Regions from separate parts of the Homo sapiens genome. Here region 1 is linked to region 2. A link is an interaction called in ENCODE POLR2A ChIA-PET data of the cell type or tissue named here. Cell type or tissue: A673. All regions are shown on one strand. Links, peaks and the distances in the headings refer to the core of each region. The heading gives the core; the rest is flanking DNA. Region 1 overlaps CCDC88A (coiled-coil domain containing 88A). Region 2 overlaps PPP4R3B (protein phosphatase 4 regulatory subunit 3B).

Region 1 (4,406 bases), core at 272-4,271, 180 kb after region 2:
AGGTAAGTAAAACTGCTGACATTTTAGTATGAATCAAGGAATTGTACCAAATTGTGTGGGCAATCATTGTATTCTTCTCGTTACACACTTGTAAGGTATAATAAATAAACCCAGTTTCACTTAAAAATGTCCTTGATGAAGCAATAAAAGTTATTTTGTTGGGTCTTGACCCTTGAATCTTTTTAACATTCTGTGGGCAAAACGGGAACCATACATAATGTTCTTGCATAACAAAGTGCGATGATTATCTCAAGAAAAAGTACTCATGGTTTTTGAGTTCCAAGGTTGAAGTAGTCTCTGTTTTTTGGAACACCATTTTTACTTGAAAGAATGACAGACAAACTGGTTGTTAATACTTGAGTACTGGGCAGACAGTTCCTCAGAAATGAATAAAGTGAGCCTGTCACTTCAGGGAAAACAACTGATTGTATTTGTTGTCAATGATGAAATTTGATTTATAGAAAACATGGGCTTGACAGCTACTCAATATTTAAAGACTTTTCTGATGAGATTGGAGGTGATATTAATGAATGTGGTTTTTTTTTTTTAGACGGAGTCTTGCTCAGTTGCCCAGGCTGGAGTGCAGTGGCGTGATCTCGGCTCACTGCAAGCTCTGCCTCCTGGGTTCACGCCATTCTCCTGCCTCAGCCTCCCTAGTAACTGGGACTACAGGTGCCCACCACCACGCCTGGCTAATTTTTTGTATTTTTAGTAGAGATGGGGTTTCACCATATTAGCCAGGATGGTCTCGATCTCTTGACCTTGTGATCCGCCTGCCTTGGCCTCCCAAAGTGCTGGGATTACAGGCATGAGCCACCACGCCTGGCCGGTTTTTTTTTTTTTTTAAATAGTAATAAAATGTGCCGACATTTGGAAGATCTGTATAATTCAAAGAACCAATAATTTCTAAATGACCAATGCACGATGTTAAGAAGTTATGCATACATAGTTAAAAGATCCATTGAACGTGCCAGATAGACCAATGGATTTTAATGTAAAACAGAGAAAGAAAAGTTCATTGATAGAGTTTCAGATTCCATATTGCACTTAACCTTTAAGAAATAACCCTTACTGAATTTTGGTAATATCAAAGAAGAATATCAATAATTGTATGAATATGCCAATCAAATAATTTTCCTTTTTCTAATTACATACTTGTGTGCGGTCATATTTCTTATACTTAAAGCAAAACAATGTATCACAACCACCGAATGCAGAAGCAGGTTTAAGAAAACAGCTGTATTCTATTAAGCCAAACACTGAGATTTGCAAAGAAGTGAAAGAATGTTATTTCCCACTAAAATGTTAAGTTTTGAAAAGTTATAAAAATGTTCTTTATGTTAACAAACACTGTTACATTTAGGTGAATTAATATTTTTAAAAATTCTTTATTTTAAATTTTAATATAGTAAATATAGATAGTTATAACCCACATAAACAAAAGCTCTTTGGGAGTCTGCAATAATTTTAAAGAGTAAAAAGGGGTTCTGAGACCAAAAGTTAAAAAACTGCTAACTTAATATTTGAAGGGCTAAGTTGACTTATTCTAAAAGAAATAAAGGGTGGGTTCAGCCATTTTATTAAGTTTAGATGAAACCAAAGTAAAGTATATGTATAGTACTGGATTTTAATTATTTTTGTGTCCATTTGCAGTTTTTAAATTAAAGCATTACTTCTGTTTGTTAAATCAGTGAATATCATGCCCTACTGCTAGCTTAATCTTGGGCTAACTAGAAAATGTCATAGATTTTCCAACTTTCGAAAAGGTAACTTAATGTGTCCAAAATTATGAGAACAAAAACATGAAAGGCTGTGTCTGTAATCTCTGTATGGTAATTATATGTCATGTACCTCTCCAAGAATGACTGTTCAGTCAATGTGAAGTTCAAGATAGTTAATATATGTGAAAATATTCTGTAGATAGGTAAAAGCTTATATTAATATTAGATTTATTGTTGGCTGTCATGCAAAGTAATTGAATTTGAATTTATGGGGGGGAGAAATTAAGTTGAAGGAATATATATATATATATATATATATATATATATATATATATGTATACACACACACATACATACACACACATATGTATATATATATATATATATTTTTTTTTTTTTTGGAGACAGAGTCTTTCTCTGTCATCCAGGCTGGAATGCAGTGGTGAGATCATAGTTCACTGAAGCTTCTGACTCCTGGCCTCAAGTGATCCTCCTGTCTTAGCCTCCTGCGTAGCTAGGACTGCAGGCACACACCACTGTCCCCAGCTAATTAAAATTTTGTTTTTTTGTAGACAAGGAGTCTTGCTGTGTTGTACAGGCTGGTCTCAAACTCCTGGCCTGAAGCAATTCTCTGGCCTCAGCCTCCCAAAGTGCTGGGATTATGGGTATGAGCCACCTCCCCTAGCCAATACATTTTTTCCCTTAAAACCACTAATTTTCTATGTACCCTCAGACCAGTGCTGCAAAATAAAAAAGCCATTAATTTTCCTGAAATACCTTACTACTTGGATACTTGGATAACCCTTAATGGTGGTGCTGTTTACCCAGTTAATTATTTTTCATAAAGCAAACATTCTGGTTTATGCACATTTAAAGTTAGATACATAAATTAGTTATTTCAGATGTATCATAGTGACATGCAAATATTACATAGTTATGTTATTTTATAAATTATCTCAAAAATTTATTAAAAGACCACACTACAACCATAGTTTTAAGTTACAGTGCCATGATCAAAAACCACCATCAGTTAAGCACCAACACAGAACAGATGGTCCAAGAGGACATACAACAGGTTTACATTCTGGAGGAGAAGAGCATAGAGCCATTAAAGCTATCAGATTTCTGTTTCTTATATATATTAGTTAATGAATAAGTAAAGATATAATCCTTGATCATACAAGGACCAAATCTCAGAGTATTAGCGTTGCAAAATTGCTAACTTTAACTTCATCTTTTTTCCTGATTTACAAATTTTTATATACAGTGGTTGATAATACTACTGTCCGTTTATTATTTTAATTGAAATTAATGCAACTTGTCATAAGTAGATCATTTATAAATGTGAAATTGCTTGAGGCCCTCTTTTACTGCCATGTTGCATTTAACTCCTGGTTGGACAGATTTGAGCCATATTGCTAGGCTATTTGTCACTAAAGCATTTTTTTAGTTTTCATCTTATAAAGAAGATGGTTGACTTGAAATTGTGTTGCCTTGGAAATAGCTGTGTGTGATTGGAAAGGTACTTGCTCACGTTTGACATGTCACATGTATATTGTTCAGTAGCTCATCTTTTATTTTAGAAAACGGCCTTTCCAAAGATACATTCTTTAGAAAAAAATGGTATAGTATGCTTTCAAAAAGAGCCTGATAAAAACTTTATTAATTGTGATTATTCTGAATTAATTTTTGTTTTGCATTTTAAGTATTAAAATGAAAGGCAGAATATTTGGAATATTTAATAGACTACATTTTCTCTTTAGAGAATTCTGTGAGTCATACTTAATAGACTACATTTCTTTTTAGAGCATTCTGGAGTCATACCATACTGTTTGTTTAAATTACTGTATTGTGATTTTTATTATATTAAAAGTAATAGAATACAGGATTCAACCTGAGGAAGCTGATAAAAACACACACACACAGGAATGAGTGTTTTTTCTGTCTTTATATAGGATGCATTCTTTTTATAGAAGAAATTTTTAATACTGTTTTCTTTTCTTATGGTTTATGCTTAGTCTCACAAATGTCTTATGACTCTGAATTCCTGACATCGAATTCTATGCAGAGATAGCTTTATCAAATGTGCTTCAGCTAAGTAACAATCCAACACAATTATTAATATTTTTCCCTCAGGTAAATGAAATAGGTTTCATGAAACAATAAAAAGTCCTTAAAAAATGTTTTACGTGCTTAAAAAATTAATTAGTACCAAAAGGTTCACAGTGACAAACAAAAATTCTCTGCTGTATTTCTCCTCATATCTCAGTTCAGTTCTCTGGAGTGCCACTTTTTTTTTTTTTTTTTTGAGACAGAGTCTCATTCTGTCGCCCAGGCTGGAGTACAGTGGCGCAATCTCGGCTCACTGCAACCTCCGCCTCCCAGCTCAAGCAATTCTCTGCCTCAGCCTCCTGAATAACTGGGATTACAGGCACCCACCACCACGCCCAGCTAATTTTTTTTTTAATTTTTAGTAGAGACGGGGTTTCACCATCTTGGCCAGGCTGGTCTTGAACTCCTGACCTCATGATCCACCCGCCTTGACCTCCCAGGCATGAGCCTCTGTGCCTGGCCCAGAGTGACAGCTTTTTAAACTTTTTTAAAAGCAATTTCTTCTGTTATTTAGCCCATATATAGGGATAATGTGTCTATTCTGGTATTTCTTGATTTATTCCTTTTAGACAT
Region 2 (4,406 bases), core at 300-4,299:
GCATTTTCTTTGAGATATAAACCATTTTGAGGAAGAGAATAGTGATTGTGATTGCCGTTTGCCAGATGTTTGACATTTTTTTCAAACATAATGAGATGAGAAGGGAAAGTATATGTTATAGTAATGCATATTCAATTCTATAATTTAGCTATCTGATATTGAATTGCTACAGGAATATCTTCGGTTTCAGATTTTTATTTATTTATTTTGGATTTCACAAAATAATGAAAGATGGCTAATTTAAAACCTCTAAGTCATCTTTGGTGTAGTTACTTATTAGTAGCCTACTTCGTTTTCTCAATTATAATATTGGTGTTTTAGACTAGAGAAGTTTTGATGTACATTTCAGTCCTTAAACCAGTATTATGTTTTTGAGATATTACTGGGGACCCAGCTAGAGTTGAGTTGTAGGATGGTTTCTGTGAAACTATGTGTTCATAATTCAAAACAAATTTATTACCTGGCATTTTTGCACTGAATGTGTTTAAAGAGTTAATTGATCAGTGTTAGCCTTCTGAAAGATGTCATCGTTTTTTATTTTTTCTTTTCGAAAAAGAGTCTTGCTCTGTTGCCCAGACTGGAGTGCAGTGGCATGATTTCAACTCACTGCAACCTCCGCCTCCTGGGTTCAAGCGCTTCTCGTGCCTCAGCCTCCTGAGTAGCTGTGATTACAGGCGTGTGCCACCATGCCCAGCTAATTTTTGTATTTTTAGTAGAGACAGGGTTTCACCCTGTTGGGCAGGCTGGTCTCAAATTCCTGGACTCAAGTGATCCGCCTGCCTCAGCCTCCCAAAATGTTGGGATTACAGGCGTGAGCCACTGTGCCCCGCCAGATGTCATCATTTCAGAGTATCCTGGCACCTCAAAACCTACATTTAAAAACATTTTAAAAACTGGCACCCCATTAAAAGTATATCTTGCATTTTTGCATACTAATAGACCAATAGGCAAATCCAGCATTGTAAACAAAGCATGCATGCTTTCATTTGCCTTTTATAGCCAAATATCTCTGTTGACCTATAAGGTCCCATTGGAGTAAGGAAAATGTTCTAATAACATATTTCAAAGGTTCACTTAGAAAGATGTGTTGTCAAACACCTCCATTCACTGGAAAAAAAAGGAAAAAAGCAGCTTATGATGTGTCTTTCAGAAAGCCAGCTTACATTTACCTTGTATTGGTGGATTTCTCTTTTTGCTTAATAGCACCCAGTAATGCAAGGTTTACTTTTAATGGGGTGCTAGTTTTTAATTTGTTTTTAATGTAGTTTTGAGGAGCCAGCATACTCCAAAAAGATGAGATCCTTCAGAAGGGTGAATACCACACCATGGTAGATGATTACTATAGTGTGCCCCAAGTTTATGTTTATCAATGTCTCACTAAAATTTCTGACATTACAGGTTAATTTTTTCAAGGAGTTTTGTGCATTTTCTCAGACATTACAACCTCAAAACAGGGATGCATTTTTCAAAACATTGGCAAAATTGGGAATTCTTCCTGCTCTTGAAATTGTAATGGTAATTATGCCGTTTCTTTTCATGTTTTTGAAATTGTAAATTTGTAATACACTTATGTTATGGATGGGAAAATATATAATAATGTATATTCAATTCTATAGTTTAGCTATCTTAATTGAATTACAAGAATATCTTCAGTTTCAGATTTTTATTTAATTTTTAATATCAGTATGTAATCACTTGCATATAGTGTGCTTTCAAGTGAATAAAAAAACCCCACGTTTTTGCAAGACTGTTATATTTTCTGTAACAATATTAAGTGTGTTTCATAGAAGCCAGTAAAATATCTTTTGTTTTTAGATCAGTGAGTGGAACAAGGGGATTCATGCTGCAACACAGGGTTAGGGCATGGTTCTTAGAGTTTTGTTTATATGAGTTTTATCTATTGGTATTTACTTTATGGAAAATTAAAACAAATTTTTAAAGCATTCATTTAAAAATGATAACCCATTATATGTTAACATAAATAATAGAACTTTTTTCACCACATTTTCTTGAGATTGAAATCAATATAACTTTTATGAAAAATAATTTTTTCAAAACAAAAAATTTAGTGAAAAGAGTACCGTTTTTTACTTTTTTTTTCCTGCTAATCCCTTTAGTACCTTGCTTTATAGAAGGTGTTTAGATTCACAAAGCAGCTTCTACATTTAATTTGTGGTGATATCATGTCACACAGCCTCTGGAAAACCCCACTGTACTTGTGATTGAATGAGAGTGAAAATGACAAAGGCTCAGTGTTATTTATTATTATGAAATAGTCTTAATCTTGTATACTTCCTGAAAAGGATGTTAGACCCCTCTCACCAGGATTACCTGGACCACACTTTGAGAACTGCTGGGTTGGGGAGTGTTTTCAGAATCACCTCAAGGTTTTGTAACTTATAAGTCATGTACTCTTCATGTGTTGGAGGGGAAAAGTATCTAGGATTACCATCTTAGAAAACTAAGTTGCAGAAAAGGGTAGAAATGCCCAAAAAGAGTTTTCAAAAGCATGCTCTATTAGGTGAGTCACAGGAAATAGAAACAGTTACTAAGGAGTAACTCTTGCAAAATCAGGACAAAAGGCAGATTCTGGAAGACTTTGAAGTCTTAGCTAGGAGACGTTATTCAAATTTTTACATATATTTAAATAAATCCCCTTCCCATATTTTTTACAGCATTTGTAAGGTATTGCCTTATAATCCTGTGCCAATTCTTATATTTAAATTCTCTGTATATTTATTTGCAGTGGTAAAAATCAGCAGAAACTAATCATTGAATTGCCTGAAAGTTTTAATATTTGTAAAAAGAAAGGAAGAACATACTGGCAAGGTTATACACATTGATTGCAGTAAAACATCTTAATCCAAAAAGTTGAGAGCTAGTGTATGGATTTGGAAAAGAAAAAAGAAATGTGAGAATAACTTTTGTTAACAGTCTCTAAGTAACCTAATTTTCCTTTTATCAGGGCATGGATGATTTGCAAGTCAGATCAGCTGCTACAGATATATTTTCTTATCTAGTAGAATTTAGTCCATCTATGGTCCGAGAGTTTGTAATGCAAGAAGCTCAGCAGAGTGATGACGTAAGTAATAATGCTGTGGTTCTATGTGAATTACCTGTAGAGTGAGTAGTGTTTGCAAACTATTGAGAGAAAAAACATAACATAATCTTAATCTTTCTTGGGAGCAAAATAATAGATTTCTGACTTGTTGTGACTTTGGCCAAATTAGAATATGTGGCGACTGATTTTGTTTATTGTTAGAAAAAAAGAAACCCAGATATTCAAACCAATATTGAGATAAATAGATTATAATAGAATCAGATTTGTAAATATTGGTCTTAAATTTCAAGTGTTAATGAAATGTAATTTCAAGCCTTAGGAGATCTACAGGTCAGGTACTTACCTAGGATAACTAAAAAGTTGCTTTTATTTGTTCAAAAAATATGTTTTAAGTAGGAATGAAAGTTTAATAATGACTGGGTGAGATTGGAGACTATTTTTCTAAGTGCAGTAACTCAGGAATAGAAAACCAAACATCGTATGTTCTCAACTCATAAGTGAGAGCTAAGCTATGAGGATGCAAAGGCATAAGAATGACACAATGGACTTTGGGGACTTGGGGAAAGGGTGGGAAGGGGGTGAAGGATAAAAAAACTACAAATAGGGTGCAGTGTATACTGCTTGGGTGATGGGTGCCCCAAAATCTCACAAATCACCAGCAAAGAACTTACTCATGTAACCAAACACCACCTGTTCCCCAACCACCTATGGAAATAAAAAACATTAAAAAAAAGACAGTTTAATAATGAGACCAATATTGTGTTTTCCCACTACTGATATATTTAAATTTTCCCCTTAAGCTATTTTAAGGACAAAATGAACAGAGAGCTATAATTAAAAGTACTCTTTTTTTATTATTAAAAATGCCTCAGTTTTAAGTAGGAGATAATTATAATTGTCTTCCTTTTTGTTTTTTGTTTTTTTTGAGACAGAGGTTCACTCTTGTTGCCCAGGCTGGAGTGCAATGGCGCATTCTCGGCTCACTGTAACCTCTGTGCGCCACCACGCCTGGCTAACTGTGTATTTTTGGTAGAGAAGAGGTTTCACCATGTTGTTCAGGGTGGTCTCAAACTCCTGACCTCAGGTGATCCACCCATCTCGGCCTCCTAAAGTGCTGGGATTAAAGGCATGAGCCACCATGTGCGATCCACTTGTTAAGGAAAGTTTTTGATTCTCAATTTTAATTTGATGCTTGCATCAGTTACCACTGAATGAAATTATAGTTGTTTTATGTGTTTTGCATTTAATCTTTTAATGTGTCCTTAGATTTATACTTTCTATGTTTGTTAGTTATTTTCAATGTTTTTTAAAGTGATTTTATTTTAGAATCAACTTGGGCTAATGC

Evidence for each region. ChIA-PET counts read pairs that join two places held together with the same protein. Peaks named below come from ENCODE experiments on the same cell type or tissue, not always from the same donor. Only the 100,000 strongest peaks of a DNase experiment are listed, where the experiment ranks them.
Region 1: POLR2A ChIA-PET joins it to region 2 with 5 read pairs; 2 of 35 experiments call an interaction of 5 or more read pairs at or near these places.

The regions. Positions count from the first base shown.
Region 1 is chr2:55,399,150-55,403,555 of GRCh38, reverse strand. All of the region lies in intron 2 of CCDC88A (coiled-coil domain containing 88A), which reads left to right. Among named protein-coding and RNA genes, the nearest start is that of CCDC88A, 19 kb to the left of the region's middle. In A673, for the core only: no CTCF peak of the experiment used is centred there; no DNase peak of the experiment used is centred there.
Region 2 is chr2:55,583,727-55,588,132 of GRCh38, reverse strand. It overlaps PPP4R3B (protein phosphatase 4 regulatory subunit 3B), which reads left to right. Exons shown (of 17, transcript NM_001122964.3): 6 at 1,399-1,515; 7 at 2,966-3,082. Among named protein-coding and RNA genes, the nearest start is that of PPP4R3B, 32 kb to the left of the region's middle. In A673, for the core only: no CTCF peak of the experiment used is centred there; a DNase peak (open chromatin) is centred at 2,532; H3K27ac peaks cover 1,606 bases.